Regions from separate parts of the Homo sapiens genome. Here regions 2, 3, 4, 5, 6 and 7 are each linked to region 1. Evidence: chromatin loops called from intact Hi-C (ENCODE). Cell type or tissue: endothelial cell of umbilical vein. All regions are shown on one strand. Links, peaks and the distances in the headings refer to the core of each region. The heading gives the core; the rest is flanking DNA.

Region 1 (4,398 bases), core at 236-4,235:
CCCCTCAAAAAATTCATTTCATTTCAAATGCAGCATAAATTTATTTTCACTAGCTAAAGAACACGCCATCTTACATAAACACATTTTTTAAAAAAAATAATTAAAAGAAACAATGAGATTCCATATGGAGAAAGAAGACAATGAAAATGTGTTCACGATCTGAACTTTATAAATTATAGTTGGAATGTTTGTCCAGCTGTGTTATTTAATTGGTTTACTATCTGCCCAGAATTATGAGCAATACAAGGGGAATATTGCTAGACTATTCTTTTTATCCTGTGGGAAGTTTGTGGAAAGCTTGTTACAGAAGCAGTTTAGCTTCTACATGGAGGTAGTTTGTTTACCTTGAATTTAATGGACTGGAGGAAAGACTAGAAAGACTAGAAAGCTCCCGAACACAGAGGAACACTTCTGTACATTCAGTGTATATTACGAATGTGGCTACTGTATCCAGAAAAGGATGCAACAAAATTTCATAAAATCAGACAAAAAAAAGATAGGAATAAAATAGGAGTGTGCCTTCTGCTCCCACAATTGAACCCAATTCCTATTGATGGGTAAACTTAAGCCATGTAACCCATATTAAATAATCCCAAGCAAGAATTGCTTGGGAAGCAATTAGACTCTAATATCCCAAGACAAAACTTGCCTCCCTTGAACTCAACAATTTCCACAAACTTCACCTACCTTCAAGATATAAGAAAAGAAACCCACAACTCCCCATATAGGTTAGACTGGCATGTATACCAAGTCGCTGTTGCTCCTGGGGATAATATCACATTATCCTCTTCTCAATCCTGTGTCTCTGTAGCCAAGTAAGAAGTAAACAGTGAAATTCCAAATCAGAAAGACCATTCACAAACAGAGGTATTTCAAAAAGGACACTGGATTCTGAGCCTGACTCACTGGGATCAACTCCTACCTCTGTTACCAATTGGATAATCCTGGGCAAATAGTAAATTCTATCTAAACCTCAATCTCCTCTATTGTAAAGCATGAATAATAATAATACCCTACCTCAGAGTTTTTTGAGAGGATAAAATATATAATAGATGTCAAAATTCTTTGTAAACTCTAACTTTCTATAAGAGTTGTTACAATGATTGTTTGACAAGGTTTCCAAAAACTGCCTAATCACCCTCAAAGAAATTGTGACTTCTTTGGAAGCATGTATTGCTTTCCCATTTCCTTTTTGCTCACCAATTTCTATTTTTTATTTTTTATTTTTGGTTTCTATTTTTAATAAATTCTGTTGTGCATATTTGAGGTTAATAATGTTATATTATGGAAAACATATAAATAGTAAAATGGTGCATTCATATTGTGGCAAATGGCAGGATCTCATTTTTCAAGGTTGAATAATATTCAACTTTAAATCTCCTTTTTAAGGTTGAATAATAACCTTAAATTCTCATTTTTTTAAATCAAATAATATTCTAAGGTTAAGGCTGTCATTCAGGAATCTGAACAGACAGGAAAGTCAATATCAGGACCTAGGAGACCATAAGGTATCTGAGGCAGAAGCTATTTCCATTAAGAAAGTAACCAATTCCAGAGAGTAGGCAGCTCACATCCCACAGAAGAGACCATTGTGGAAATGAAATTAGCTAGAATTGGTAGAAGAAAAAAACCTCCACTGTGGATACCCAAGTCTAACTGGCTGTGTTTATCTCATAGAATAGAAGTACAGAGAAGAAAAGTGACTCTTCCCGACATAACACTGAGGGAGAGAGGTGAACTACATGAGACCTCTGGAGAGACAATACTTCTCTCATTATGGGGCCTTTAACAGAATTTTTCTTGTCAAGGTGCAATGCTCATGACCTGGCACACCAAACATTTGGGTTCTAGCCAAAAGGATTAAAAGTACAGAACACTAACAACTTGAAAAACACCGCATCAAACAAATATGTGGTAAATGAAGGATGTGGGGAAATGTAGAACAGACATTCCAATATGCGTCAAAAACAAGATATAAGAGAAGCAATGATGTAAACGTTTTATCAAAATGACATTAATGAGGTCACTAATGATGTCTGAATGTTGGCAACTCAATAAGTCTAGGGTGTGTAATCAGAATCACACAGAACACAATTCTGGCAAAGTTACAAATAGGAAGCACTTGTGTAAACATTGTGTGACAATGTCCCTTTGGGAAAGGCATGAATGGATTCCAAAAAGAAGTGTGTTTGTCCAGTCTAAAGAAGCAGTTGGCTGATTCCTGACCACTTACTTCTACAGACACTCCTTTTAATTTAAAATAAAATAAAAGGTGCCAGATTCTCTCTGGCAGCCATTGATAGAACTACTATTCAATACACACCACTTAACACAAATATAAATCAGAAAGCCCTTCTGTCTAAACTGAACTCTTTATCTTTCAAAACGGTCCCATCTCCTGTCTTAGAATTGTATCCACCGCAAGTCTTGGGAGGAATAGTTGTTAATAATGCTTCCTACCAATCTCATTAAAAGCTCAATTTTATATATTTTTCGTGTTTGCAAGGGAAGGGATGCAGGGAGCTTGGAATGAGAAAGTTTGATTAATGAAAATGACATGGCTGTGAAAACAAGACAATTGAAGACAAAAATGAAACAACCATTAGAATTTATTCAACCAATGTCTGTAAGAGACTCTGATAAACCAGACATCATAAAGACTAAGATCATGAAGGTTTTCTGTTAACAGACTGAAGAAGAGGCAACTTATATGGATTCGTAAACCAAAGCTTGGGAAAGTGATGATGGGAAGGTTTTTGAGTTGAAATGACAATTCATGAATATTTTCTCAGTGGTGTTTTGGTGGACTGGAGAGATGAAGGAATAGGAACTGGAGGTAAATTACTTGTGCTGTAAATTTAAGTCAGTACATGTGGTATCTATTCCTTCCAAAATTTTAACTGATTTTCAAATTTGTAAATCTATGTACTTTTAGGTTGTTAATATAATCTATAGCATGGAGCCATAGGATCATATGTCAAAATTTAGTTCCAAATGTGCCTTTCAAGAAGTCTTTTCTCCTCAGATCATTCTGCAGCTGTTCCATCGGTGCCCATTTACACTATATTTTGTATAGTGTGACAGTTGTATTGTGGGGGTTAAACCCTTAGATTCGGTCCAGTTGTTCTAATAGGCTGACTCTAAAATTTATAAGACGTGTGATCCTAGATTTTCTTAATGAAAAATCCCTTAAATGCCCTTATCACAGTTCCTGGCACAGGAAAAGTAGACAATAAATGTGAGGCACTATTATTTCTAGCTTAATTGTTTTAAATTTTTTGGTTTCATATACATATATTTGGCCCCAAGAAATGTCTATTGAATAACTCTCCTCATAAATAAACTTCAATGCATGGACATATCATAATCAAACTCGAATACCTTCACTTACAAATTATCAAATGTCTAAAATTCAGAGCATTATTTTTATAGTGTTTCAGAAATCTGGAGCATCTTTTAAATATTGTGTAGGTTTAGTAAGATCAGATTTGAGGGTTACACTGACTATAGCAATGTGTGCCTAATTCCATGAACTTTAATATCTGACATGCAGAGATTCAAATCCAGTCCCTCATGTGCCTCTTACCCTCAAACATCCAAAATTTCCCTCCAAATAAGATACAAGAAATTGAGGGATAACTTCTGTATATATCATGGTTACATTTTAAGGCTAGAAGGCACAAGAATAGAAGACGATGAAGTATAAACATTATGATAAATTTTCAGTACTCTAGCCAGACTCCGTATCAGGCCATCTCTTCCCTAGAGGGATGGAAGAGGGGATTCAGCCACGTCTGTAGAGGTGTGTGTTTGAGAACCAAATGCAGGGAAACATCTCCCTCTCTGATGTTGAAGCTCGGGGCCCTAGTTCATCTGTGGTTCGTGATGGATCCTGAGATATTTGACAAAGTCAACATGAGATGCTCCTAAAGTTAGAAGGCTGTATGGCTGACTTCTTGAGGGATTTGGAGGCATTGTTTGGTGATTCTACAGCGGTGTAGCTGACAATCCTTGAAGCGTGAACATTAGCAACTGCAGAGACAACAGAATCAGCAATGATTCAGGGCTCCTTATCTTAAAGAAAGCCTCCTACCATTCATACCTTTTTTATTTTTTGCTTTTCAAACTACTACTTGATACCTAAGCTTCCTGAAGGCTTAACAGAATCCTTGACTTATATATAAATATATGTTGTTTTACAATCCTGCTTTGCAATATGTATATGACAGCACTATACAAAAAATAATTTCTTTGCCAATTGCCATGGTTCTAATAAAAATAAAGTCAAACTTGATACTGATATAACACTCAGGGTGTTCTTGTTTATGGACATGGTGATTTTGGGGGAAGAAAGGGGCTTTTTCTTCAACAATACATTTTGTAGTCACTAATATATTA
Region 2 (4,398 bases), core at 197-4,196, 240 kb after region 1:
TTATGTACACATTTAAATGTGTTTTATTCAAGAAATGTGACCAGAAACCCCAATTAACATATCTAGACTCCAAAGTATGACTTTGGCTCTATATAAAACAAATTACTAAACATTCATTTACATATTCAGCAAAAATGTTTAAGTTACGTACGCTTCATTTTTTGATTACTCATTTTAACTCAGGCAATTAACCTAGGCAACTATAGGTCTCAGTTAAGTCAAATAAAATTCACATCAAATTTTTACTCCCACCATCCCAACACTTTCCTGCCTGGCATATGCCGTGTCTGCCCATGCGCATACACAATTATACATAGGACACATGCATTATCACCTTTTCTGCGTTGCCCCTCCCCCACAACTCCAATAATGGGTGAAAAGTCTCTAGTCCATGTCTTCAAAATGCTGAGTGCTTACTCTACATTAGCATGTATTACACCGTACTGCCATTGCTTTATGTGCCTACCTTCCCTCACCGAGTGTGGAATGTAGAATATGGTAGACAATTCAGTCTCTACCTTAGGTACTAACCCAAACATTTCCAATAAATGGAGAATGCAATGCAATATACTGGAATACTATGCAGTCATTTAACATTGGGTTTACACACACACTAATAAAAACAAGTGATAGGTGGGCAGAACACTTGAGGTTAGAAGTTTGTGACCAGCCTGGCCAACATGGTGAAACCCTATCTCTACTAAAAATATAAAAATTAGCCAGGTGTGATGGTGCACGTCAGTAATCCCAGCTACTCAGGAGGCTGAGGCAGGAGAATTGCTTAAACCTGGGCAGCGGAAGCTACAGTGAGCCGAGATCATGCCACTGCACTCCAGTCCAAGCAACAAAGTGAGTGAGACTCCATCTCAAAAAAAAAAAAAAAAAAAAAAAAAAGAAAGTAGCCATGTTACTAATATTATCGAAGTAAAAGGTTTTTCAACAACCCTGTCTCAATTTCACTTTTATTTTTCAAGCCAAAGTCTCACTCTGTCACCCAGGCAGTGCAGTGACATAATCTCAGCTCACTGCAACCTCTGTCTCCTAGCCTTGAGTATTCTTCCCGCCTTGGCCTCCTGAGCAGCCAGAACCACAGGCGCAGCCACTACGCCTAGGTATGTCTTTTTTATTTTTTCTAGAGACGGGGTTTTACCATTTTGCCCAGGCTGGTATCAAACTCCTGAGCTCAGCTGATCTGCCTACCTCAGCCTCCCAAGTGCTGAGATTACAGGTGTGAGCCACAGCACCCAGCCTCAACTTCACTTTTAATCATATATTTTCACAAATATATGTGAATTAAAGAAGCTTTAACTAATCAAGCCAAAGCCATGTTATTATTAAGAGAATGAAAATGCCATTTGTTTTACTAAGTATGTGGCTTAGCTTAGCCAACCAAAAGCATTCATAGTAGATGAAATTTTTTCAAGTCTTTTCATTTTTATTACTTAAAAAAGTTGCATTTTTCAATTTAGCTGACTCTGTGCTTGTGCCTTCAACACTTACACCCCAATTTTCTACTCCTTAATAAGGAAAGCATGTTTGATCCTGTCACAAACACATTTAGCACACATGGAACCACCACAGGCCCTGCTGACATGTTCTTTGCTTTGGACAATCTCATTAAGAACTTTAGGTCTCACAGCACGAACCCCTCCATGTCTGCCTGGGCACATGCCACATGCAGATTTTGGTGCTTTCCCAACGTTCTTAGTAAAAAGGTAAACAACTCTATTACCAAGGGTCTGGGACAGACTTGTTTTGTTAGAGGCTGTATTGTAGAAAAGCCTACGACAGTATGTCAAATGCTGGACCATTCTGAGTGCCTGCAGACAACGTTCCGGAAGAGGAAGAAGAAAGCCTTTGAAATATTTTTAAATGAATAAACAGTAAAGAAAAAATACTAATGAGAAGGAAAAGTCTCTAATTTACAACTTAAGGCATTTGTTTATCTCCTGGAGTTTTTTGCTGTAGTTGGTTTTATTTTAAATGAAAGGTAGGCCAATCAGTCTAGGTTTAAGCTTAAGGAATCTATGCAAGTTAACATCGATCTAACAGAAAGACCCAAAAAAGTATAAGAAAAGCAATATATTTTCCTTTCATTACCAGATTCTGAAAATTAAGATAATGCTTAAATAAAATAAAATCAGGCAAAACAATAACGTCAAACTCTTAAAATTTCCATATAAACAAAATTAGAACTTTAGTGTTTTAATAGTCTTAATCTCAATTTTTTTAATCAAGTTCCAACCACCCAAACAAAATAATCTTGTAATCCTGAAAACATATTAGGACTGAGTAAAAGCAGAGCTTTAAGCAAAAACAAAACACTGTCTCCACTATATAAAAACCTATGGTGAGGCCAGACGCAGTGGCTCACACCTATAATCCCAGCACTTTGGGAGGCTGAGGCAGGAGGACTGCTTGAGCCCAGGAATTCGAGGCCAGCCTGGACAACATGGTGAATCCCCGTTTCTAGTTTTTATTTTTTAAAATATGGTTTTTTTAAAAACAACAAAAAAAGTCTGTAGTCAAATAAATACTCTGATTCTAGACTTGGCAACAAAATTTAAAAGCCCAAACACAGGTCTGGAGCTGCTAAAACAAAATACCTCTACAATGAAATAATACACAAAAACAATGCAAGCCAACCAAGCACAGCAAGCCAACTGATTGGTAACTAGGATTTTGCTGACCTCTTCTGGAGAAGGCTCGAAAGAAAATATTTCAATTAATGAAATAAGGCACATTAGGCAAACCAAACAGTATAGTACCTCATAGCCTTCTTTTAACCAATTGTTTCATTATTTGTATTATTTTCTATAAAAGTTAATTTGATAACAAAGTAACTTAAATTTGCAGTTAGTACTGAATGTTTTTTACTACTAACAGAATTGATTCTGTTTAACATGTACTGCCTCCATCAAAACCTTCCCAGTTATAGAACTTTGGAGCTCCAATTTGCTCACCTAGCTCCTTTCCTTTCTATTGTGTCCAGCGAAGACCTTATCTCATTATGGATGTCTCTTCCTTCCACTTTCCTTCCCCAGGAAAAAAAATCATTCTTCAGATTACATTCCACCTTTGTGACTTTTCCTCAGTTAAGGTACCTCTGCCTCCTCACTGTGACTTAAGGGTGGACATCACTCATTCCTAGGTTTTTAAGCTTACAATATATGTAAGTGTCAATGTTCTTAAGCCCTCTCAGATGTTTTCCATAGCTCAAAAGCTTTTCATTTTCATGGACTATTTTGAGTCTGCGCAAATTTTTTATTTTCTTTCTAGACTTCTAATATTATTACCACTATTTTTGGTTCCTTCATTTTCCTTCTTTTGGAGCCATCGCTATTCCTCCCATGGTGAAGCTAAGGATTTCATCAAAAGGAGCTGCTCTAATGAAAGCATATGCAAGTTAGTGCTTCCCTTTTACATCACTTCTCCCTTATCTGTAGAGACACTAGCTCATTACTAGACCACCATTTCACTAAATCTATTGCCCTTTAAATCATTAAATGTTTGGTAAGCCCCAAACACTTCAATCCTTATGCTAACTTTCTCTTTATTTACACTTATTTCCTAGGTAATCTCATCCAGTCTGATACCTATAAATACCACAAATACACTAAAAATTCCCATATTTTCTATCTGTAGCCACACCTCTCTCCTCTGAGCTCTCAATTTATAGCCATCAGCCTAAGTGACAGAGCCACTGAATGCCCTATAGGCCTCTAAATATGTCCAAATTAGATCTCTTGATACTCCCCTCTCCCCAATCTGCTTGCCTGAGAGCCTCCACGGCTCTGCCACGGAGCTGCCCAGGCCAAAAAGCCTTGGAGTTGCTGTTACCTCTTATTCTAAAACCCAGTATCTCATCCATCCATAATTCTTGTCCATAGTAACTCCAAAAGATAACCAGAATCCAACCCTTATCTCCACTGCAAACATTCCAGTCTAAGCCACTATCATTCTCACTTGAAATACTGAAAAGACAAATTCCCCTTTACTCTCACCCCTGACTTTCTACAATTTGTTCTCAACACAGAAACCAAAGTGAACATGTTAAAGCCTGCATGAGGGAAAAGAACAACAGTAGGTTTTCTAGGGCAGGAGGTGGAGGTAGGAATGTACTACAAAGCTACACCAGAAAACTTCAGAGTGCTGGAACTATTCTATCTTAACTGTGGTGGTGCTTGCCTCAGTGAGTACAACTTTCAAAACTCACAGAAATGTATACTTTCAATGGGTACAGTTTATTATATATAAATTGTACCTCAATAAAAATTATTGACAGCAAGTTTCTTTACTAAGAGAGAAATAAAAGGGCCAGGCACCGTGGCTCATGCCTGTAATCCCAGCACTTTGGGAGGCCAAGGTGAGTGGATCACTACAGTTCAGGAGTTCGAG
Region 3 (4,398 bases), core at 134-4,133, 470 kb before region 1:
ATAGCAGATGTCAGCTCTTATTTACCTTAATATTTTGGCATCTGACCATTAAAATTGTTATTTCTTCCATTTTCAAATATACCTCAGTTTCTTTATCTGTAAAATGGGGAAATTGTATTGCAGTCTTTCAAAAGCCCTCCTGAGTATACTGCATTAACTGGTTGCCATCTCCAAGCAGAAGTCATTATTATCACATCCTTGAGGGCAATGGTTTGACATTATTAGATTTCTGCATGGCCAACTCTGAAGATGGAGACAGAAAAATCACATTCAGGAAAAGCTCTTCAGAGCAGGACTTTGGAGAAAAATATAAATAATGAGGTAATACAAACTCTAAAGTAAACCAGGCAAAGGGCCAAGAATTATCATGCAAAGGGAGAATGGACACAATCAGCTCTCATGTACACACGTGCCTTTCAAATGGCAGGAGAGACATAGAACACGCATCTCTAGTAATTTTTAAAAGTCAAAGCCAAACCAGCCCACTCCCTTCAATTATTGTTAGAGGACATCCTTCCACAGCTCACTGTTGGCCTCAGATCACTAGTTTTGCTGACATCATTCTAGTCACATGGTAGAGATGTTTACACTTTGTAGAAACTTCCATTTTATTCTACATTAATTTAGTGTCAAGGTTATTCTCCTAAGTAAATGAAAGTAGAATAATGAAATGTTCAAGTCATCTTATCACAATTGTGTTGTAAGGACTTTGTGTCTTCGCCGTAAGTCCCCAAAGTGAAGACATTTCCCTCCTCTCATCTCAAGTACTTTTTGGTCTTTTGAAATGAAAAAAGTAAGTTTTATATTATAACAGCTAGAAATTAGCAGATGTTTTGGCACACTCTGAACTTGCGTTCTGACATTATTGCACAACTGCCTCTACACTAGCAGTTTTTTTTAATCTATTTTAGGTGATCCAGCACTGATCCATCCTTCAATAGCCATAGCATTTGATCTATTATTTAATGCTTTAGAAACACAATGCTCTATCACGTGATACTTTATAAACTAACTGACAAACTCAACGGCATTGTCTACTAGAGAATTTTATTTATTTCATAGCACTTCACTTAAAAACCAATTTGTGGGGTTTTAGGTGACATTTTGATAATTCAGCCTATAAAAACCTCACTTCTCTTTTATTTTCTGGCAAAATCTGAACATACAGTGTAACAAAGAGTCATGTTATTCTATATCACAAGCTTAAAATGTAATTCATTCTTGTAGAATTAGAATTTTACTACTGCTCGCAAAGTTACATGAATGCTGTGAAACTGTACATAAACAGGATCAGCATAGATGTTATTTATGTAGATAGATATTTATATTTATATACTTTTAACATTATTTCAAAAACGTGGCCCACCCCTTCTCAAGGTATTAAATATTCAGCAGTTTACTAGCATAAGAATTGGGAGCTTTATATTTATAGTACAAGGCATTTGATATTTGCAATACCGTTCAATAGATAAGTCTGATATTTAAATTTGGTTTTGTTCTATGCCTGGTTATTTTAGAGTTCGTCCATATGCTAGCTAATTTGCTGCCAGTCAGATACTTACTTGCTTTTGTTAATTGATGCAGAGTTCAACACACAGATTTCTTCTCTCCCATCTCTTGTCCTGTCTTTCTCAAGCTCATTAATTTTGTGGCCCAATTGACCTTTGAGCAGATCAAATCTCTCCTTCAGAGTCATGGCTTGCTTTATCTATTTACGTATTTTACACTCATATTGCATTCTTTGGCCCAGACAAAGTTTTCTAAAAAGTGGTCCTCTTGAAACGTTTTCCCACTAAAACAGAAGGGCTGTGGTTTTACACCCACCAGGGAGGAAAGAGCAGCTAGGGACACTCTGCTGGTTCCTGAAAGAAAGTCTGCGGATCTCAGGGTTTCCTTTGTCTCATTGTGATCACACACACATTGCTAATGGCCTGAGGCACTCATACATTTCAGGGAGCTCTCCAGCCTTCTCTTGAACTAATTCCTTCCAGAGCCTCTGTTCAAGTGTGACTCATCACTCTGCAAAGCCACTGCCTCCCAGCACGCCTCCTGCCAAATGTGGAGGGCATGTCTTTCCCACTGGATTCCTGCCATTTCTTTCGTACATTTGACGTAATCCCCTTTCCCATTGTTTTTGTGCATTTGATTGTGCAAAATTGCAGGCAAAAAAGGAAAGCAGAAACTGAAAGCCTGCAAAATGACTGTTCTGAGATGCCTTTAGTAATCTGGGGTATTCTTTGGCCATGAAGATCTCCACTAGTTTGAATAGGGAGGTTTAGTTGAGTTCTGTTTATTTTTGTGTTTGTTTGCTTTTGGTGGGGACAGTGGGGTATTATCAGACTTCACTTGATTTTAGGACAGTAGACAAGACTAGAGGAGACATAAAAATAATAGACATGCTGAAAAGCCAAAATAGATATATAAATAAAAAATAAAAATATTGAACACTTTCAGTCAAATTTACCGTCTGAGCAGACCCTAGACCTTACTAGAGATTTCATGGCAACAGAAATAGTCATCACATTCTGTGTCCGTCTGGATTTCTGCCATTAATTATCCACTCTCTTCTCAGTACTGTCAACCTTTTCCTTTCCACTGGCATCTTTCCCTTTGTGCATAAACATGCTCAAGTCTCTCCCATCTTAGGAATAAATACTTCCTCGATTCTGCCTCCACTCTAGCTACTGAATCTTCTCCTTTGTAATTTTTTAAAAATAGATCAGCTTCTAGAACAAGCAGTCTACATGGACTGTCTTCACTTCCTCATATTTAGTTTCTTTCCCTTATTGATGAAAACTCTTCCAGGTCTACATTATTGCTATTCCAAAGTGAGCTTCTAGGTTGCTCATTCCAATTTAATTAGTCAGTGTACTATTGGATACAAGTGACTGAAGACTCAATGCAAGTTGAGTTAAAGAAAAGCTGTTGTTATTATTGTAGTTATTACTAGTATTTAGCTCATTTACCTAAAAAAAGCTCATTGCTTGTACTGACTTAGGTGCAGCTGAACTAGGACTTGCTCTCCTTTTCCTCACTCTGCCTCCTTCTATTTTGGCTTTACTTCTTGGCTGGTTCATGCTTCATGGTGGTAAAAAGTGATTTTTACACTTACTTCCTCATTGCTGTAAATATATCAGAAAAACACAGCTGTTAGATCACAACTCCCGTATAATTCTCGGGGTTAACTTTGGTGTACTCAGAATGAATTGTGTGTTCACTGCTAAACAAAGCACTCTGGCCAAAGGGCTGCAGCCTCCTATTGACTAGGTCCGTGTTAAGTGTATTCTTTGGAATGAAGCATGGCTTTGAATTTTGGCTCTAACAAAGTTTATTAGTAGTAACAATATAGCTATACTTCCTATGTTATTCATTTTACACCTAGCATCTGTTCTTTATAACAAGCCTGCAGGTTATGAATTAAACATTATGAAGAGGGTAGGAGTTCAAAGAACTTAAATAATTGGCCCAACTCTTAAAATTAATGAAGAAGATCTAAGATTTGAACCCAAGTTTGTCTAGACTCAAAGTTGTGCTCTTCCCACTGGATCATACTGAGATATTATATCCAAAGGAGTCATCACATGCCGGGTGTGGTGGCTCATGCTTGTAATCTCAACACTTTGGGAGGTCAAGGTGTGAGATCACTTGAGGCCAGGAATTTGACAACAGCCTGGGCAACATAGTGAAACCCTGTCTCTTAAAAAAAAAAAAATTAAGTTAGCCAAGTATGGTGGCATGTGCCTGTACCCCTTGCTACTGGGGAGGCTGAGATGATAGGATTGCTTGAGCCCAGGAGGTCGAGGCTGGAGAGAGCTATGATTGCACCACTGAACTCCAGCCTGGGCAACAGAGAGAGATCCACATCTCTTAAAAAAGAGGAAAAGAGTAAAAATAGTCATTACAGAGCTAGCACACATGCTTAACTAATGTTAGTTCCTTTTTTTTTTTTTACTCTGCTCATGCAATTCTGATCAGATCATAGCTCTTAAAAATTTTGTCATGAAGTCCTCTCCAAATCTGGCCCTCACTTAGCTTCAATGGTTTCACCCATCTATCTTCCTCAGGTCGTTCTAAGCCATTTGTTTTTCTTTAAACATGCCAGGTTCCCTAACTTGTCTGAAATTTTGAATATAAAATGTATTTATTCTGTCTGATTTCCTCTCCCCACAGAAAATTACTCATTTTTTTTAAGTCTGACCTCAAGTACTTACTATGTTCTGCATTTCCTCTGCAGCTCATACATACCTTCATTATGGAATTATTACATTGTATTGTAGTAGTTCCTATATCTTCTCCCCACTATGCTGTAAAATAGACAAGTTAAGGCCATGGATCAAGTCATTTTCTCTTCATTTCCCAGGAACATAATGTAGGTACTACATAAATGTATGTTGAATG
Region 4 (4,398 bases), core at 176-4,175, 57 kb before region 1:
TAGTACCAAATCCTAACAGAAATTTCCTACATGGATCATGTAATAGGGACTTAAATAAGAGTCACTTCATTAAACTTGACTGCAGTAGAGTTTGAATTACAAAGATGGTTTCTTCTTTCAGAGAATGTTCATTGTGTTACTGCATGCAGTGCCTTGCACATAATAAACAGTCATGTTTCAGTGATCTTTTTACAAAGTAATTCTCTTCAATAAATATTCCTGGGTATCAAAGCTTTCTCTTTTTCCTCCAGCCTGTTCTCAGTCTATAAATGTCCAATGAGCTATGGCCAGTTCTCTCCTCCTCAACTCTTCCAACTAAAAGGGGGAAAAATATCCTAAATTCCCAGTCTCTGCCACCTACCATAAATTGAGCACATCAAGTGATCTAAAGCTAAGAAAGGGAACAGAGTAAATACAGATGACATCATCCCTATTGTCTTGCAAGGTGAAATCCTATCTTCTCTTTCTAATTAAAAAAAAATGAGAATTTGAGTGAATCTCAACTTTCTGATTTTCCCCTTACCTCTCATTATCTTTATAATCAGATTCAAACTTGCTACCCTGTTTCCTCATTACACGCTTGCACCCACCACAGTCAGCGTTTGTGCCCACCAACTCTCCACTGAAACTGTTCTTGCTTTGCAAGGTCTCACACAACTTCTATTTACCAAACATTATAGACACTTCAATTTCTATATTTTTGACAAACCTGAATATATATATTTTGGACTATATTCTCTTTCTTGAAATTTTCTTTTCTTGTGATTTTTAGGACATCACAAATTCATGCTTCTCCTCTTCCTGACAATTTTCTCTCTTCCTTGTCAGGTCCATATTCTCCATCTAACTCTTAAATGTTGATGTTCTCAGGCGTAGCATCATTGGCTCCTTCTCTCACTTTTACATTTTTTTTCTAGGGAAATTCACCCCTGTGCATTCTTCAACTACTCCCCTCGGCCCAAAAAGCAATCCCTGGGCCACCTAGTCTATACCAGTAGGACATGGACTATCCTCAGGGGGTATGTACTTTGATACAGCTGTGGAGGAGAGGAGAGTAAAAATGACTAAATCCCAAAGGATATAGTCAGGCATCACAGCGAACACGGGACTAGGGAATTATCAGAAAGCAAAGCCAGGAGCTACCAAATAAACTAAATCCAGGACCTTTTCTAATGCCCGAGAAGAAAGTCCATAATTTTCAGAATTCCTGTCCTGCAGATTTTGATAATTGCTATGGATAGTGACTCCTATGCATTTCTTGTTTCCCAGAAGTTATTCTACTCCTCCTGTACCATTATATTTTTAGCACTTACGGGGCCGATAGAACATCTTTTAGTTTGTAGGCCACCAAACCACAAAATGCTACATCTGGCCCCGATGGAGAGCGACCAGCATACCCAAAGGTCAAGGACTTTGAGTAGATGAGTAATTTTATGGCATTTGGCAGTTGCTTTCCTTAAGAAGGGGCTGATGTTGTTCTTGTGTGAACAGAAGTGAGTAGTGTGTTCATGGATATTTGGGAATGCACAACTTATCCTGCAATATCCATTCTCCCCTATTTCAATGGTGATCAAGCCTCCAATTTGGGGCACATGGCTTCCCAGAATGGAAACTACAGCTCCCACTTTCCCTTTGCAGCTAGGTATAGCCATATGACTAAATGCAGGTCACCTGGATGGTAAGCAGAAGTGTTTATGTAGCAGCTTCTTGAAATCTTTTTGATGAGATAGAGATATATGCTCTTTGCTCTTCTTTCTCTGTTGCTTTAAACTGCTGCCTGGAATTTGGATGCCACTATCCATAAAAGGCAATAAGATACATATATATATATATATATATATATATATATGTAAAGTCCATGTTATAGGGCACCATACAGTCCTCAAGTGCCAATCCAGATTTTTGTGCACAGCTAAAGTAAACTTTTATCTTATTTTAGTTACTATTAACTGGAACTTTCTATACAGTAAAACCTAGTCCTAATTGACACAGGTACATGAAATCAAGACAGTTTCCTGCTTGAGCAACTAACCAGAAGAATGGTGGTACCACTCACTAAGATAGGAGAGGGCAGGTTTGAGTGGAAGACTCAATTTTGTACATGTTGAGTATGGGGTGTCCATGAAAATCCAAGACACCACAAGGTCTAAAGTTGTACATATAATCTAGCACTCAGTAGAAACTTATCAGAAGAGGAGTTTAGACAAGAACAAAAAAACTGAGAATCCGTAATATGCAAATGGTATATAAAATCTCAAGAATGAATAATTTTATCCAGGGAACCTACAGAGCAGATGGGTATCCATAATATGAACTTGAAAACATTATTTCAAGCCTGCACATCTCTGTCATTTCTCATATTCTGGCTTTCATTCTCGTGTTGAGTCAGTATACGCAGTATTTGGAACTGAGCTAATCCCCTATCAGATCTGACCCTGACTCTCAGGAACAACCAGTGGAAAACAATGCTCTAATTAAGTCAGTGGAAAGTTCACAGACTTGTCCAAATCTTACTCATACTATTTATAGTCCAAGAAACAGAACTAGAATACCTAGGGTAAAACCGGCTTTTCTGAAAAACGTTCATCATTCAATCATAACTAAACAAAAAAAATCATAAAATGTCTGGATAGAGAGGGCCCTCAGATCCTTCTAAACCCACACACCACCAAAAATGTTACCACTACATAAGGACTACATATCATAAATTTAATTTATTTAATAAGAATCCTAAATGAATAAATATAAGAGCTATTCCTACAACATTGAAAGAATTTTTTTAAAAAAACTATTTCAGGAAATAATTTAGTAAATGCAAAAGTGTTATTTCAAGTACTTCTCATGTAGTCTCAAGATAAATCTTTTCCATCTCTGATATTTATAAAAACAAACTCACGGGTGATATTCTGACACCAGCAAAGAGGTTTAGTTTAAATATTAAGAACTGCCTTTGACTGCAAGGTCATTCAAACATTGCTAAAGTTTACTAAAGGAGTTTATGGAATCTCCCTCAGAGGTTTTTAAGAATCAGTTAGACATTCATTTGTAGGAATTAGTTTAAGATAACTTGAACATACGCCTTTGGCAGCAGAGAGTTGAACCACAAGATTGTTGGTCTATGGCACTATTTCCTGGCAGGAAATTGAAGGTGGGAAAAGAAAATAACAGTGAGTTTGAAGTTTAGGGTTTTATTATTTAAATCATTTCCTCATATTTAATGAGCTGCAAATTTCACCATTTATGGCATTTAAATATATTCAAGACCCTGGGATATTTTTTATGACCTTGCCAAATGGGATTTACTTAATTTCTGACTAATTTATACTTAGGATTTATCTGAAGTAAGCATAATGTCTTGGTTCTGGCTCCAACTTTATAAGTTCCAGTCAAGAAAGAGAACCACAAGACTGAGCCGCCGCAGTGAACTGACCTCTATTGTTCAAGGACATCTTGGCTGGCCCGGACACTCTTTGATACTTGAAACTAGTATTTGAAGTCATACAGAGGAGCCACCTCTGTGGTTTGGAAGCAGTTAAATTTCCAATGAAAAAATGTGTGCAGTCAACTTTTGATGAGTGGATTAATGAGGTGGAGAAAGGTAATGACTGTATCCCAAATCACGGATAAATCAAAACTGCAATTAAGCATGGTTAACCCACACCCAAGTCATCACCTTAGTATTCTAATAATGAAAGAATATATACAAAACATTAAGGGGAAACTGACTCAAAGACTCAAAATGCAACCTTGGAAGTCAAGGCTATCAAGTGCAAAGTTTACAGGAGAGTGCCAGTCTATGCTCTACATCCTTGTTTTTTTATCTGAAGAAGAAATGGAATACAGAATTCTCTACTAAGGGGTTCGGGGAAAAAGTCACTTTAAATCTCCCACAATATTGTGATTTAGAAACAAAGTATTTGTTCAGCAAATTATTAAATGACTGAAATAAACACTGCTTATGGATGACCGCCACATATGACACCATTTTAAGGTTCATAAAGTACCTGGTAAGTGAAATATTTATATAAGCTTTCCTCTTCTAAAAACAGGGGACTACTTCCACTCAGTAACTCTAGCCCGAGACCACAGGAAGTAAAATGAACAATGCTCCTTTGAGTAAGGATGACGAGGCTGCTGCCACAGGCATTTATAACCAATGATTAAAACATACGGGCATTGTGGCCAAAGTATCATGGTCCTCAAAGCTTTCCATCTAGAAAATCAGCAAACAAAATGTAACGTTCATAAGTGGAAAGAGACTAACACTAGATGGTCTTTTTTTTTTTTTTTTTTTTTTTGGTGAGACGGAGCTTCGCTCTTGTTGCCCAGGTTGGAGTGCAGTGGCGCGATCTCGGCTCACTGCAACCTCCGCCTTCTGGATTCAAGCTATTCCTCTGC
Region 5 (4,398 bases), core at 106-4,105, 220 kb before region 1:
CCTCTCTGCCTTATTTCTGCCACTACTTTCTTCTTCCTTTCCTTTTCCTTCTCTTTTTTCGGAGTGCCTACTCTCAAGGCTGCATGAGGCTCTCAAAGATCTTAGTTTAGTGAAAAGGAAAAAACAAACACGTATAAATAGAATTGTTACAAAATTGTAATAACAGCTATAAAAGCATACTGGGTGTACCATGAACAGCAGATGGACAATGGAGATGAGGAGGCAGGAATTTGCGTCAGGAATTATGGTCATGGAAGACTTATTGGAGAAGGAGACTTCAAAGAGAGCTGACTTCAGGATTGATAGTCCAGGCAAAGGAACTGATGTATAATATGTGCATGCAGCCCTAAGTAGGAGAGACCATGGGGTGTAAAAAATCACTAGCTTTTACAGAGAATGGATGGGAGAAAGACAGAAGTGAAAACACGGAGAACAGTTAGGAATCAAGTATCACAGTCTAAACAACAGAGAGGGTGGTCTGAACTAGGGCAGTGGCAATGGAGACATCCTTCTCACTTTCAACCCTTGGTACATATATCAAATTCTATTTTTATATTAGCAAAATGGCCTATATTTTCTTGCTTTTTTTGCTCATGGTTCTTTATCAGTATATAAAGGCAAAAGCATCTAATATAATTGAACATTGTTTTCATTTGTTTCCAAATGAATTTGTTTAATCTTTCCTAAATTGTCATTTTTATAAGGGATGTCTATGAGAAATTTAAAAGAATGATAAAGAGATAGCCAAAGTCTATCTTCCCAGAATTGATAATAGGCAAATTGTTTTTTAGAGTGAGAGAATAATTTCCATTTTAGCTCATAAGAAAACATCTATATTATATTTATACACTCTCTTGTCTTGGTACCTAGATAGTTTATACAAGTATGCAAAATGGCTCCAAGTCAACAGTGTAAATCTAATCCAAAAATTAAAAGCTAAATTGAGACCTAAAGGTGTTTCCCAAACAAATTTACTAAGCTCTATTCCTTCTCTCTATTAACAAAAATATCAGTGTTTATATACCCAAGTGGTTTTAGCAGTGTGATAATATTCACCTATATTTCTCAACCAATTAAAGAAGGAAACTTAGCACACTTAGGCATTTATAATTTTTCATAAATTAATCATTCATTGGTGACACTAATTATAAGATAAATTAATACACAGTGTGACACAGACTGAAACTTTCCATTTCAGAGTAAAGTCCCTTGTTAATTAATTAATTTATTTGTTGGTTTATGAAGGGCTTAGTCTCATGGTTAGAATACTTTCCTTACTAGAAAATGAGCAAACTAAATTCTTAAATCATCTCTGCAGTCAGGCCCAAATCATTCAATATTTTTTCAGTACTCACAGTTGGGCATATGCTGCTGTCTGCTGATTCTAATCTCCGGGAAATCCTTTCTGGATAGATAACAATTTACAATATGAATGAGTGGATATGTTGATAAGAAAGAAAAATATAGGCTGGGCATGGTGGCTCACGCCTGTAATCCCAGCACTTTGGGAGGCCGAAGCGGGCAGATCACGAGGTCAGGAGATCGAGACCATCCTGGCCAACATGGTGAAACCCCGTCTCTGTTAAAAATACAAAAATTAGCTGGGCATGATGGTGCACACCTGTAATCCCAGGTACTCAGGAGGCTGAGGCAGGAGAATCGCTTGAACCCCAGAGGTGGAAGTTGCGGTGAGCCAAGATTGTACCACTGCCCTCCAGTCTAGCGACAGAGAGAGACTCTGCCTAAAAAAAAAAAACAAAAAAAAAAAAACAAAGAAAGAAAGAAAGAAAAAGAAAAGAAAAATATAAGCCATAACAATAATTAGCTAACTTTTTATAAATGGAAGAAACTATTATCTTCCCATGATGAAATAAAATAATTTTCTTTGGCTTTATTGAGTAGCATGGGAAAGGGATTGAAATCAGCTTGGACTAAAGGTCAGTCAATAATATTTTAGCCCTCTAAACCTGGCTCAAATCTATTTTATTTATCACCTCAGGGAATAATTCCTTAATTCTAAATTAGGTATCCAAATCCCTTTCTGTTCTTCAGTTTATCCTTGCTGATTTAAACAGCTATTTACCTCAGACTCCTCCTTCTATTTTTGTTTTTTCTTCTCTTTCATGTAGCCATACTTGTGATGAATATTTGAACATTTCTGCACTGCTTACATAACCTTAAGTGCCAAGCTTCTCAGAGGGAGTTGAGTCAGCCAAGCAGAACATATCACGGAGAGGGAGGAGGAAGTGCTACCATGGTGATTTACCCAGAGGACTCACCCTACGTGAATGTTGCATAAATTAAATTCCATTCATCATCCTGGTTGTCTTTGTCAAAGCTATCTCTCTCTTTTGTAAACAGCAGGGTTGCATAGGACTAAAATACTAAAGAGAGAAGAAGAGAAAGGGCAATCTGTGTGCTTCTACAGGGCATTCAGAAAATCTGTGGCACTAATGAAGAAAACTTAATTGCATCAGATGGACCTGCTCCATAGTATGAGAAAACATTTTGCAGGAGAGTGGATGAAAGATGTGATGAATGAAGATGGCATTGTTCAACGGTGGCTCCTGCAATAAATACCCTCATTGTATAGAGTATTTTTCCAGATTTAATCATGTGACAGTTTTACACTTGTCGCTGTTTTCTTACCCAGCACTTCATCCATCTTGGTTATTTCTTACAATCTGTTCTGTATAGTGTCTGTGTCCCGTGGCTCCTTAACACATGGTCAATAAGAACAATACACGCTTGCCATTACATCAGTCACCAGATAGCCACCCATAAAAGGAGTCAGGTGACTAATTGTTGGCAACAAACATTAGAATGTCCATGCTGTTTGCCAACCAGGAGATACCTCTGTGCAATTTATTTTCTGGGGTTAGCATGGCTTTATTTGAGTATCTTCAAACTGCGTCACTAGAAGCTGTGGGCTCTAGATCCATAAAAGATCAACATTCCTGACAGAGAGGCAATCAATAACAGTGAGAAACTTCTACTGCCTTACTTTAGAGGAACAATATTTTGTTGTTTCATTCACACTTTTTATGCTTCCCATTTATCAAATTTATTCTATAAAGAGATTCAAACCAGTTAAAAAAAAAAAAAGCTCTAGATTACATACCTAATTAGTGTCCCCAACTTTTAGAGGTTCTCTTCTCTTCACTAATTAAACTTTATTAATCATAATTTTGGATTAATCTTAATTATAAAAGTATACCAACCCAAATGTCCAACAATGATAGACTGGATTAAGAAAATGTGGCACATGTACACCATGGAATACTATGCAGCCATAAAAAATGATGAGTTCATGTCCTTTGTAGGCACATGGACGAAGCTGGAAACCATCATTCTCAGCAAGCTATTGCAAGGACAGAAAACCAAACACTGCATGTTCTCACTCATAGGTGGGAATTGAACAATGAGAACACATGGACATAGGAAGGGGAACATCACACAACTGGGCCTGTTGTGGGGTGGGGGCAGCGGGGAGGGATAGCATTAGGAGATATATCTAATGTAAATGACGAGTTAATGGGTGCAGCACACCAACACGGCACATGTATACATATGTAACAAACTTGCATGTTGTGCACATGTACCCTAAAACTTAAAGTATAATACAAAAAATTATAGAAGTTTTTGTAATTAATTTTCTTATTTTTACCACTTGAAACAAGTGGAAAACAAGAAATACATTAAAGGGATAATTCCTTTCATGTACCAATATTTTATAATGAAACTAAAATATTTTACATAATTTAAGAAATGTTTAAATTTCAAGGTAGAATAACCATAATTCAGCACTAGAGCTATGTGTTTTTGCAAAAAGAAAAAATATATTTATATATATATTTACTTATATATATAGCATATAAATATATATATGACCATATATGTAAATTAATATATACATATATGACATTGACAGGGAAACTCTTGTATTATAAGCACCTACTATAAGCTCATCTCTGAGCATAAAATGGTGACAATTCATAAGCCTTGTCCTCAAGAAGTTTGCTACCTAGTAAAAAAAATACAGAAAAACCCTCAAACACAGTATGTCCAACATAGAACTTATCTCCTCATACGAATTCCTTCCCCTATATGCTTTATCTCAGTGATGGTACCACCATCTATCTGGGCCCACAAGCCATAACACTAAGAGACATCCTTGTCATCTGTTTTGCTATCAGCTCCCACTTCCCACCAACACCAACCCTGTTCACTGGCTGATTTTATCTCCTAAATGCATTTGCAATGGTTTCACTCTAGGCTAGGCTACCTACATCTTTCACATAAGTAGTGAAAAATAGTCTCTTGTTTCCCTCTATCTTCCCTTTCCAGACTCCAATTAGTCTCCGCAATGCAGTCAAGCAGATCTCATGAAGATATAAA
Region 6 (4,398 bases), core at 307-4,306, 220 kb before region 1:
AGTGGAAAAATATTTGAAGTAGCTCAAGAATTGCCTTGCTCCAAGATACAGCAAGTAATCCATTGTAGAGGATCCATTTTATAAAAATAAAATTAATCTTGTGAGTCACCAAGTATCGTCTCTAGTGACTGTATCAGTATACACATGAACAATAAATATGGAATTAATCTTTTTTGCCACCTAATATCCTAAGAAGGTAACATTTTTATTTATTTCTATAAAGATTATATGAATACTTACCCATGTGAGATTCAGCATACAAATGCAACAGGGATACAAAATATCTAAGCTAAGAAAGAGGTAGGAGTAAGAGTGTATTCTATTGTGTGTTAGAACCCTTGCATGTCTATACTCAGCATATGTATCACTCATTCAAGCACTTGTCAGAAACAAATAGTCCTATTTATACTCGCCTTCATTTTCAGGTTAGATTTTTTTCTTCAAGTAAGGTTTGATGCAAGTATCGTAGTAGTTTTGCTACTAAGAGAAAGAAATAGACATGTTTTTCTTCTTTTATAGTTATATTAGTCTAAAGGAGTTTCTTTTTTTTAAGTCAATTAGATGAGTGATTTCAAGATAAATAGTTAAAAGATTTTCACTTTTTTCTCCTCTCAAAGAATCACCCCAAAATAATTAGAACAAGAAAGAGAAAACTCAATTTTATCTTTGATGCAAGGAAACATGTATAATGCAAACTATTTCTATAAATATGAAAACAGATGAAAGAATGGTCAGTGGCTTAGCAAAATGGAAAAGAGTCAAACCTAAGCGCCTACAATGGTGTAAACCAATGAAAACCAGTTGATTTTCCCTGTGGAGCCTCAGAATAACAATACAAAGGACAATGCAAAATGACTCAAAAATCAGATACTATAGAAAGCAAGAATAAGCAAATGGTATAAAGTGATTTTTGAAAAATTATTATTAAAAGACGCTGACATGGTTAGACTTTGTGTCCCCACCCAAATCTCATCTTGAATTGTAATCTCTATAATCCCCTGTGTCAAGGGAGAGACCAGGTGGAGGTTATTGAATGATGGGGTTGGTTTCCCCCAGGCTGTTCTCATGAGAGCGAGTGAGTTCTCATGAGATCTGATGATTTTACGAGGCACTCTTCCCACTTTGCTTGGCATTCTCCTTCCTGCGGCCTTGTGAAGAAGGTGCCTTGCTTCCCCTTTGCCTTCCACCATGATTGCAAGTTTTCTGAGGCCTCCCCAGCCATGCTAAACTGTGAGTCATTTAAACCTCTTTCCTTTATAAGTGACCCAGTCTTGGGTATTTCCTTATAGCAATGTGAGAACAGACTCACACAGAAGCAGTTAGATCTGTTCCAAAAATGGAGAATTTCTAGGAGGAAAGCAAGAGACCAAAGATTTATTCTGTGGGCAACCTTCCAAGAGTAAACCCAAGTTCCAGGTACGAAGACGGGCCAGTGTGCAGCCATACCAAAAACAGAGGATTAATATACTGAACCACAGAGCCACTCTCCCAAACCCCTGCCCACCTGGCTCCAGAATGGCAGCAGCTAAGCTGATGTCTCCAGACAGAATATTACAGAACCTTTTATCTAGAGAAAATAGAGAAAGACTCACATCTACTAACATGTAGGTCCCCTAATGACAAAGCTAACTAGCTTGTCATATGACTTTCCTAGAGTAAAGGCTATCAGTGTATAAGCCTACCCCTATCCAATGATCTTCCAACCACGTCTTTATCTCCTCACTCAAATGAATGGGCAGCCAATGATTATTTGGCATTTAAGGAAAGAATCCAGCATAAAATGTAGTTAGGAAAATGAACAAATGGGAAAAAGTAGCTAGGAAGAAACAGAGAATGTGCAGACAACAGACAAGGCAGGTAAGAATAATCATAACATTGTCATAGAATTAAAAGATGTTAACAGATCAATTAAATAAGGAAAAAGTATAATAAAGAAAAAAATCCAAAAAAAAGAGCTCTTGGAATTTTAAAGTATAATTTCTGCAGTACAAAATTCAAAAGAAGTCTTAGAAAACAATATCCTGGAAATAGCCCATATTCCATAATAATAATGTCCCAGAAAGTAAGACAAAAAGCCAATGAGATGGGTAAGAGAAAAAAATATGAATAATGGGGATTCACCTAGGAGATATTTCATGCAACTAATAGGAACTCCAGAAAGAGAACAGATCAGATGCTGGTGGGGAGATAATCATAAAAAAGACTAATACAATAAAATGTTTTATAACTAAAGAACATGAATCTCCAGAATGAAAATGTTTACTGAGTGCTGAGTATAATGAATGAAAAAAGATTCACAACAAGGCAACCCATTTTAACTAACTCAGTTACTAGAAAAATTCCTTAGATTTTGGTATTTTACTTTTGCTTTTTACTTTTGTTGCTATTTTATGATGATTCATGATGTTTCCTGAATATTTTAATGAGAAATAAGGGAAGTATGACAGGATGCTTGTCTTCTGCTATGTTAACAAAAACACTTTCGTTGGTAAGCATATATAGCACATAATTCATCATGCAATTGCACATTCTTCTATTATTTCATGGTTATTAAATTTGTTTCTCAAAATAGAAGGGATGGATCACACATATACTATCAGATGACTTTTAGCCAGAACACCAAAGTACATTCAATGGGAAAAGAAAAGTTGCCATCTGCAAAAATTATTTCGAGATGATTTTCAGACCCAAATATAAAAGTTAAAATTATAAAACTTGTAGAGGAAAACATAGAGGTATATTTTTCAACCATGAGATAGGCAAATATTTCTCAGATAAGACAGAGAAAGCACTATCTATAAGAGAAAAAAAGTGATAAATCTTATTTATCAAAATTAAAAACTTATTTTTACCAAAACTTCTATTAAGAAGATGGACTGGGAAAAAATATTCGCAACACATAAATGACAGAAGATTGGAATTCAAAACAAATAATCCCTGCAACTCAAAAACAAAATGGTAAACAACCCAATTAAAAATAGGTAATAGATATTTCATAAAGGATGATATAAAAAAATATTGAATAAGCATATAAAATGTGTTCAACATAGTCATCAGTGAAATGAAAATTAAAAATGCAATGACAAACAATAAAACACTACACACCATTAGAATGATCAAAATGAAAAAGATGGAATACAAATATTGATTAGGATGTGGAGCAACTAGGACTCTGATACATTGGTTGTGGACATATAAAATGGCAATCACACATCTACCCATGACAACAATTCCACTCCTAGATATTTATTGAAGGGAAAGGAAAACATGTCCCTTGTATAAAATGTTTATAGCAGTTTTAGTCATAATAGCTAAAAACTGGATATAGCTCATTGACCATCAGCAGGAGAATGGATAAACAAACTGTGGCATTTATTCTATGGTGTACTTCTCAGCAATAAGAAAGCACAGGCTACTCAAACAGGCAACACATAAATCTCAAAAGCATTATGCTGAGGAAAAGCAATCAGACACAAGAGTGCGTGCTATATGATTCCATTTAAATAAAATAATGGATTAAGTAAAACTAATCAATTAGCAATGCTTGGTGTGTGTGTGGGAGGGTGTTATTAAATAAGAAGGGGCACAAGTACACTTTCTGGGCTGATGATAATGTTCTGTATCTTGATTAGAGTTACACAGATGTATTCAATTGTTCAATGCCGGCTGATCTGTACATTTAATATCTGTGCATTTCTCTGTATATAAGTGATATCCCAATAAACTTATCATGGGGACAAAATAGAAGGGCAAGGATTCTGTCAGACTCAGAAGATTTTTTTCACAGCCATTATCAGAGTATTGGGTAACATAACTATACAGCCCAAATGACAGATTATAAAAACTCAACCGAAGCAGATTTTAATATTGTTACATGAGCAGTTCCAGTTTCATAGTGTCCCCACCATTGCTTCTGAAGAATTCTATTGTAGTTGGAAGTTCACCTGGAAACCTCTCCCTACAAAAGACTATACATATTGCAAAAGGCCCTAAGGTAGTTATCATTAACTTCCAATGGTTAAAGGTAAGGGAGGGCAGGGGGTGTCGTTCCACTATAATCTCATCTCTGGGAGATATGCCATTATAAAAGGAGGCCTTACACTGAATTTGGTAACACATACCAACATTTATTAGCAAGCAACCATGAAAACAATCGTATGAAATGTTCTGTATATGCGAAGTCCCAGCCTTACAAGTTTAATTAGAAACAGATGCCCTAGTGGAAGGAGTCAGCTAATATTCCATTGGGACATGAGGTGGATGACACTCTTAAATCAGGGCAGAGGTGGCTCAGACCACTCGATTCTTAGGTCCTGTGTGAGCAAGGCTGAGGCAGCTGCATCGTATTTCTAGTGAATCAGTATATCTTAAACACCACACATTTCATCAATAACAAAT
Region 7 (4,398 bases), core at 151-4,150, 170 kb after region 1:
AAGTACAGTATTTTTAGTATCAAGAAATATATACCAAGAAAGAATGTCTAACGCTAAGGAAATCAGGAAACACATTCAAGAGGGAAGAAATAATTTAGGAAATAGAGAAGCCTTTTCAGATAGATAGAAAGACCTAGAAATAGTAAAAATCACATAGTGTATTAGGACAACCTTATTTTTGGAGAATAAAATTAAAGAGGAGAAGATGTGAGAAATGAGCCTTAAAAAGTTAATGTAAACCAGATGGTTCTTATACACAAATCTAAGGACCTGGACTTGAGCCCACAGTCCAAGAGTTAAACACTTAAATACCTGTAAATACCAAATAGATCATGGAAATTAGCAAAATGAGATCATATGAATGAGAAGAAGAATAGAAAGTATAGAATCCTGTGAAAAACAGGGGAAATCATGTCCTTCCAAAGAGAACAATGTAATTATTCTTATGCAAAAATGTAAGGCTGGCATTACCAGAGCTTCTGGGTTTTTTGTTTGTTTGTTTGTTTTTAATAAGAGCAGGCTATCTAGATTTCCTGTCAAATTTCCCAGTTGGCAACTATTACATGTTTTTCCAGGCTCACAGTTTATGGAGGAAAAAGTGTGTCTGTGTGTATTACACACACACACACACACACACACACACACACACAATTTTTTAAGTAAACTACGCACACATATATACATTTTTTAAGTAAACTAGCTTCAGCTTGTTTTAACCAACAGACCTCAAGTTTTCACCTCTCCCAAAACCAACAGGGAAAAAACATTACAACATTTTAAGACAGGGAAAGCTATGGTCAGTGTTAAAGATCACTCTGGCAGCAGGCTGTAGGATGGATTGAGTGTGGGGGGAGAAATTGAGTGTAGAGAGATGAGTTGGAAGGCTCTTGCAATCTACTGTTGGTAGTAGATGTGCTGACAGTCCAAACTGGGACTGTCCATTTTATTTTATAATCAATTATTATTTGTCAGTCCAAAGAGGTAAAATGGCATTGAGCATTTCTTACCAGACTTCAACCACAAAGGATCACTATGAACTTCCTTATTTCTGTAAATTCTGGGTGTTACATAGACTTTCAGAGATAGCCTGAATTTATCTCTTCATTACACTCCGTAACTTCCATTTTCTTTTCATAAATGCATGTCAGTAGTAATAAAAAGAAAGATTATACAGCTAGCTTTAGAAAGTCAGCTGGTTGAACCTCTACCCACTGCTTCTCTATTATATCAGTTTTAGAAGTAAACAGAGACATTTTCTGCAAATGGTTCCCATGTGCTCACATCTCTGAATGTAAAATAAACAGTGCAGGTCATGAAAACAGAGTGTTTTAAACAGAGAATTCCAACTGGGAAATTTGTCTAAACATGAACTTTATTTTTACAGTCATTTAAAGATGTCTTTAATCTACCTATTAAATTAACTTTTAAAAAGTATAAAATGGGGAAAGAAAAATAGAGGAGAGAGAGAGCTTATTCATCTATCCATCTGTTTTTCCATAACACTAAATACTTCCATTTCTAGGTGCTAAAGTATATAAATATGATATATATACAATTTTCAACACATAATTATTGCATCTAAGCAACAGATACAGAGAAAATTTTAGTTACTATCAGCATATTTGTAAGATTTTTCTGAACCAAATCTTTGCAAGACAGATCAAATGCCATCTTAGTTTTATGTTCCAACCAATTCAAGCAGTGAGAAAAAATGTCCCTAGTTCCATAGACAGGATCTGTCAGGTGCTAGCCAGGCTTAGCCCAGTCCTATTCCATGAGTTCACAGGATATCCCTGGGCATCGAGCCAATCCCACTTGTCCCCAGAATGCAAAGGAAATGAGATACTACATTAATATGTCATTTTGTGCCAGTCGGGCTTTGAAGATAGTCCAGGCTTCAGTGATATTATCAGCCATTTGCAGCCCTGACCAGCACAGGAAGAAGTCAAAACTCACATGCAGGAAGGGGAGCCAGGGCCTGCTTTCCCACCAAGCCCTGGGCTCTGGGCTTTGTTCTCACTATTTCCAAGCCTTCTTTTTTTTTTTCTATAAAGATATGTATGGATATGACCTTTCACCAGAGACCCTATGCTCATTGCTGTAAAATTCCCTTTCTCCATGGGGATAAAAATCAGCACTCATACCCACCGTGTGTTTTGGGTAAGTTTGTTCCTATTTCTCTCTATGGAGCTTCAAAGAGGGTATAGCTCCTTCTGAGATTAGAGTAAAGGGAAAGCTAAATTCCTGGGAATTCTTCTGGAACTGTGACAAAGAGAGATATGTTCCAGATATCCTGAGTTGAAAAGTGAAATACATTTTCTCATAGAAACGATCATTAGCTTCCCAGGCAAGTTCATAAAATCCTATTTAATCCATGGCATTCTTAGAATATTTCAGAAATTCCTATGCAATTCATCTACTCTGTTCTCATTTTTTCCCAGCTTGTTTTTCCTAGCTGACTAGTACGGATATGATCCTCCTTTGCCATATTCTCCAACCTTCTCCCTTCAAATTTACAAAGTCCTGTATGTGTTTTGTGTAATCTACTAGATACTAAAAACCTACATATGTTCAATTGATGAGTCTTGCAGTTGCAGTTGCCTACCCCACCTCAGGTCATTGACAGAGTATGGATATGTTTCACAGCTCTTTCTTTTCCTTCTGTGCTAATGACCTTTAGCTTTCATGGAAAGCATGGAAAAGTTTAGGGCCTCTTATTAAAATGGTGAATCTGCCAGAGACAGGCTCATTTCTAAATGAAATTTTTATGTGATATATATTGCTTAATGGGAAAAGAATAGATGGTTTATTAGTTGGGGGCGAGAAAACTGCTCACTACGCGGGGAAAAACAAATCACTCTTCTGAATCTTAAGATTACCCTTTCCTTGCATTTGAAGAGAAGAGGGGAAAAACAGGAAGAGAAGTACACTGAACTCTTGAAATGTACAGACTGGACAATTTTGATAGAGCTTGTCAGTGTTGGTGTGTGGGCAGGTGGCCCACTGCACAATCCACACATGGCACATGGTCCACCTTTGATGGGTGAATTCTCTATAAGCTTCAGCTTGGCTCCCATTTGCTGCCTCAGGACAGCCACCAGTGAAACTCACCAGGTTCCTGATACCCACCTCATTTCTCTCCACCCTCCAGCAGAGGGCTTATCACCCCATAACTCTAATCTCCTGTAAACTCTAATCCCATAACCCAGATGTCCTCCTCTCCTCTCCCCAAGGCCACAGATGAGGCAATCTCATTCTTCCTCAAGTTTCTTGCTAATTATATAGCTATAGTATAATGTGCCTAGATTCTTTCAGTTCCTTTCTTTTGGCTCTCAAAATCCTGTTTGGAAGAAAAAATAAGAAAAAAAAAAAAAAAGGTAGAGTGCGCAGTGGCTAATGCCTGTAATCCCAGCACTTAGGCCGAGGCAGGAGAATTGTGTGAGCCCAGGAGTTTGAGCCTCGCACCACTGCACCTCACTGGACAAGACCCACTGGCCTGGGACCCTAGCGCAGCCAGCCCCGCCTAACTCTTAGGTGGGGGGCAACTCTCCACTTCCCTGGGCCACGGCTCCTAGAGGATGCAGGCAGGCCACCATTTTTGCTGCTCTGCCATCCTCTCTCCTGTTGCCCCCCAGGTTCCTGAGGGAAGCTGTGATTAGGAACTAAGACAGGCCTCCAGCACAGCAGCGCTTCGTGGAAAAGCTGCCAGACTGTTTTCCATGGGGTGACAGCCCTTGCTCCTCCTCACTGGGCAGGGCCTCCCAACCTGGGCCCCCGCACGACCAGCCTGAACTAGGGAAGGAACAAAGGGCCTGCTCGCTACTCTGGAACCTCGAGCGAGCGCATGGCAGCCACCATGCAGAGAGAAGCCCAGTCTCTCTTCCCTGAGAGCCCCCACCCCCACTCTTCACCAGGCAGGGCCCCCAGCTCTGGACCACAGAGCAGCCGCCCCACCCCCGGCTGAGCACACCCATTTTGCTGGGGGCTCTGAGTTTCCCTGGAGAGGGGGGGCGGTCCCAAAGGCAACCGACAGCCCCTCTGTCGCAGCCACTGCATCGGTTCTGCCCTTGCTGCCCTTGGACTGGAGAAGGAACAGAGCCTGGAAATTTTACTGGCGCCTCCAGCACGCCACAGTCACCGCAGAGAGAGGGGCCCAGTCTCCTTTCCTGTGAGCCCTCGGCCCCCACTCTTCACCAAGCAGGGCCGGCTCAGGCCAGCAGCGCAGCCGTCTCACCCCCTGGCTGAACATTCCCATTAGCAGCAGCTCTGCGCATCTCCAAGATAGAGAGCTCCCAGAGACAACCAGAAGCCCGTCTCTCACTGCCACCGCAGCGGTCCTGCCCTTGCTGCCTTCAGATTGGGAAAGGAACAAAAACCCTGAGTGCTTTACCCACACTT

The links. Peaks named below come from ENCODE experiments on the same cell type or tissue, not always from the same donor. Only the 100,000 strongest peaks of a DNase experiment are listed, where the experiment ranks them.
Region 2: it touches region 1 in a loop (6-fold over the local background); 4 of 110 quality-filtered maps call a loop at or near these places.
Region 3: a loop joins it to region 1, with 7 times the contacts of the local background. A loop is called at or near these places in 28 of 110 quality-filtered maps.
Region 4: a loop joins it to region 1, with 4 times the contacts of the local background. A loop is called at or near these places in 3 of 110 quality-filtered maps.
Region 5: a loop joins it to region 1, with 8 times the contacts of the local background. A loop is called at or near these places in 4 of 110 quality-filtered maps.
Region 6: a loop joins it to region 1, with 6 times the contacts of the local background. A loop is called at or near these places in 3 of 110 quality-filtered maps.
Region 7: it touches region 1 in a loop (21-fold over the local background); 5 of 110 quality-filtered maps call a loop at or near these places.

What each region holds. Positions count from the first base shown.
Region 1 is chr12:19,742,523-19,746,920 of GRCh38, reverse strand. No RefSeq gene overlaps it. Among named protein-coding and RNA genes, the nearest start is that of LINC02398, 270 kb to the left of the region's middle. In endothelial cell of umbilical vein, for the core only: no CTCF peak of the experiment used is centred there; a DNase peak (open chromatin) is centred at 2,020; H3K27ac peaks cover 3,159 bases.
Region 2 is chr12:19,506,317-19,510,714 of GRCh38, reverse strand. The region is part of intron 5 of AEBP2 (AE binding protein 2); the gene reads right to left. It also overlaps the pseudogene RPL34P25. Among named protein-coding and RNA genes, the nearest start is that of AEBP2, 69 kb to the right of the region's middle. In endothelial cell of umbilical vein, for the core only: no CTCF peak of the experiment used is centred there; DNase peaks (open chromatin) are centred at 2,684 and 3,044.
Region 3 is chr12:20,210,501-20,214,898 of GRCh38, reverse strand. LOC105369686 (a long non-coding RNA gene) reads right to left here. Exons shown (of 3, transcript XR_931417.2): 2 at 4,246-4,304; 3 at 2,466-3,122. LOC105369687 (a long non-coding RNA gene) reads right to left here and starts at 2,458. Exons shown (of 2, transcript XR_001749039.1): 1 at 1,563-2,458; 2 at 1-243. RefSeq lists enhancers at 1,258-1,998, 1,999-2,740. In endothelial cell of umbilical vein, for the core only: no CTCF peak of the experiment used is centred there; DNase peaks (open chromatin) are centred at 2,078 and 2,578; H3K27ac peaks cover 1,391 bases.
Region 4 is chr12:19,799,140-19,803,537 of GRCh38, reverse strand. No RefSeq gene overlaps it. Among named protein-coding and RNA genes, the nearest start is that of LINC02398, 210 kb to the left of the region's middle. In endothelial cell of umbilical vein, for the core only: no CTCF peak of the experiment used is centred there; DNase peaks (open chromatin) are centred at 2,437 and 3,217; H3K27ac peaks cover 2,227 bases.
Region 5 is chr12:19,965,566-19,969,963 of GRCh38, reverse strand. No RefSeq gene overlaps it. Among named protein-coding and RNA genes, the nearest start is that of LINC02398, 47 kb to the left of the region's middle. In endothelial cell of umbilical vein, for the core only: no CTCF peak of the experiment used is centred there; DNase peaks (open chromatin) are centred at 1,353 and 2,233; H3K27ac peaks cover 2,722 bases.
Region 6 is chr12:19,957,605-19,962,002 of GRCh38, reverse strand. No RefSeq gene overlaps it. Among named protein-coding and RNA genes, the nearest start is that of LINC02398, 55 kb to the left of the region's middle. In endothelial cell of umbilical vein, for the core only: no CTCF peak of the experiment used is centred there; DNase peaks (open chromatin) are centred at 1,312 and 2,492; H3K27ac peaks cover 3,220 bases.
Region 7 is chr12:19,573,485-19,577,882 of GRCh38, reverse strand. The region is part of intron 3 of LOC101928387 (a long non-coding RNA gene); the gene reads right to left. Among named protein-coding and RNA genes, the nearest start is that of AEBP2, 140 kb to the right of the region's middle. In endothelial cell of umbilical vein, for the core only: no CTCF peak of the experiment used is centred there; DNase peaks (open chromatin) are centred at 552, 1,152, 1,852 and 2,982; H3K27ac peaks cover 3,916 bases.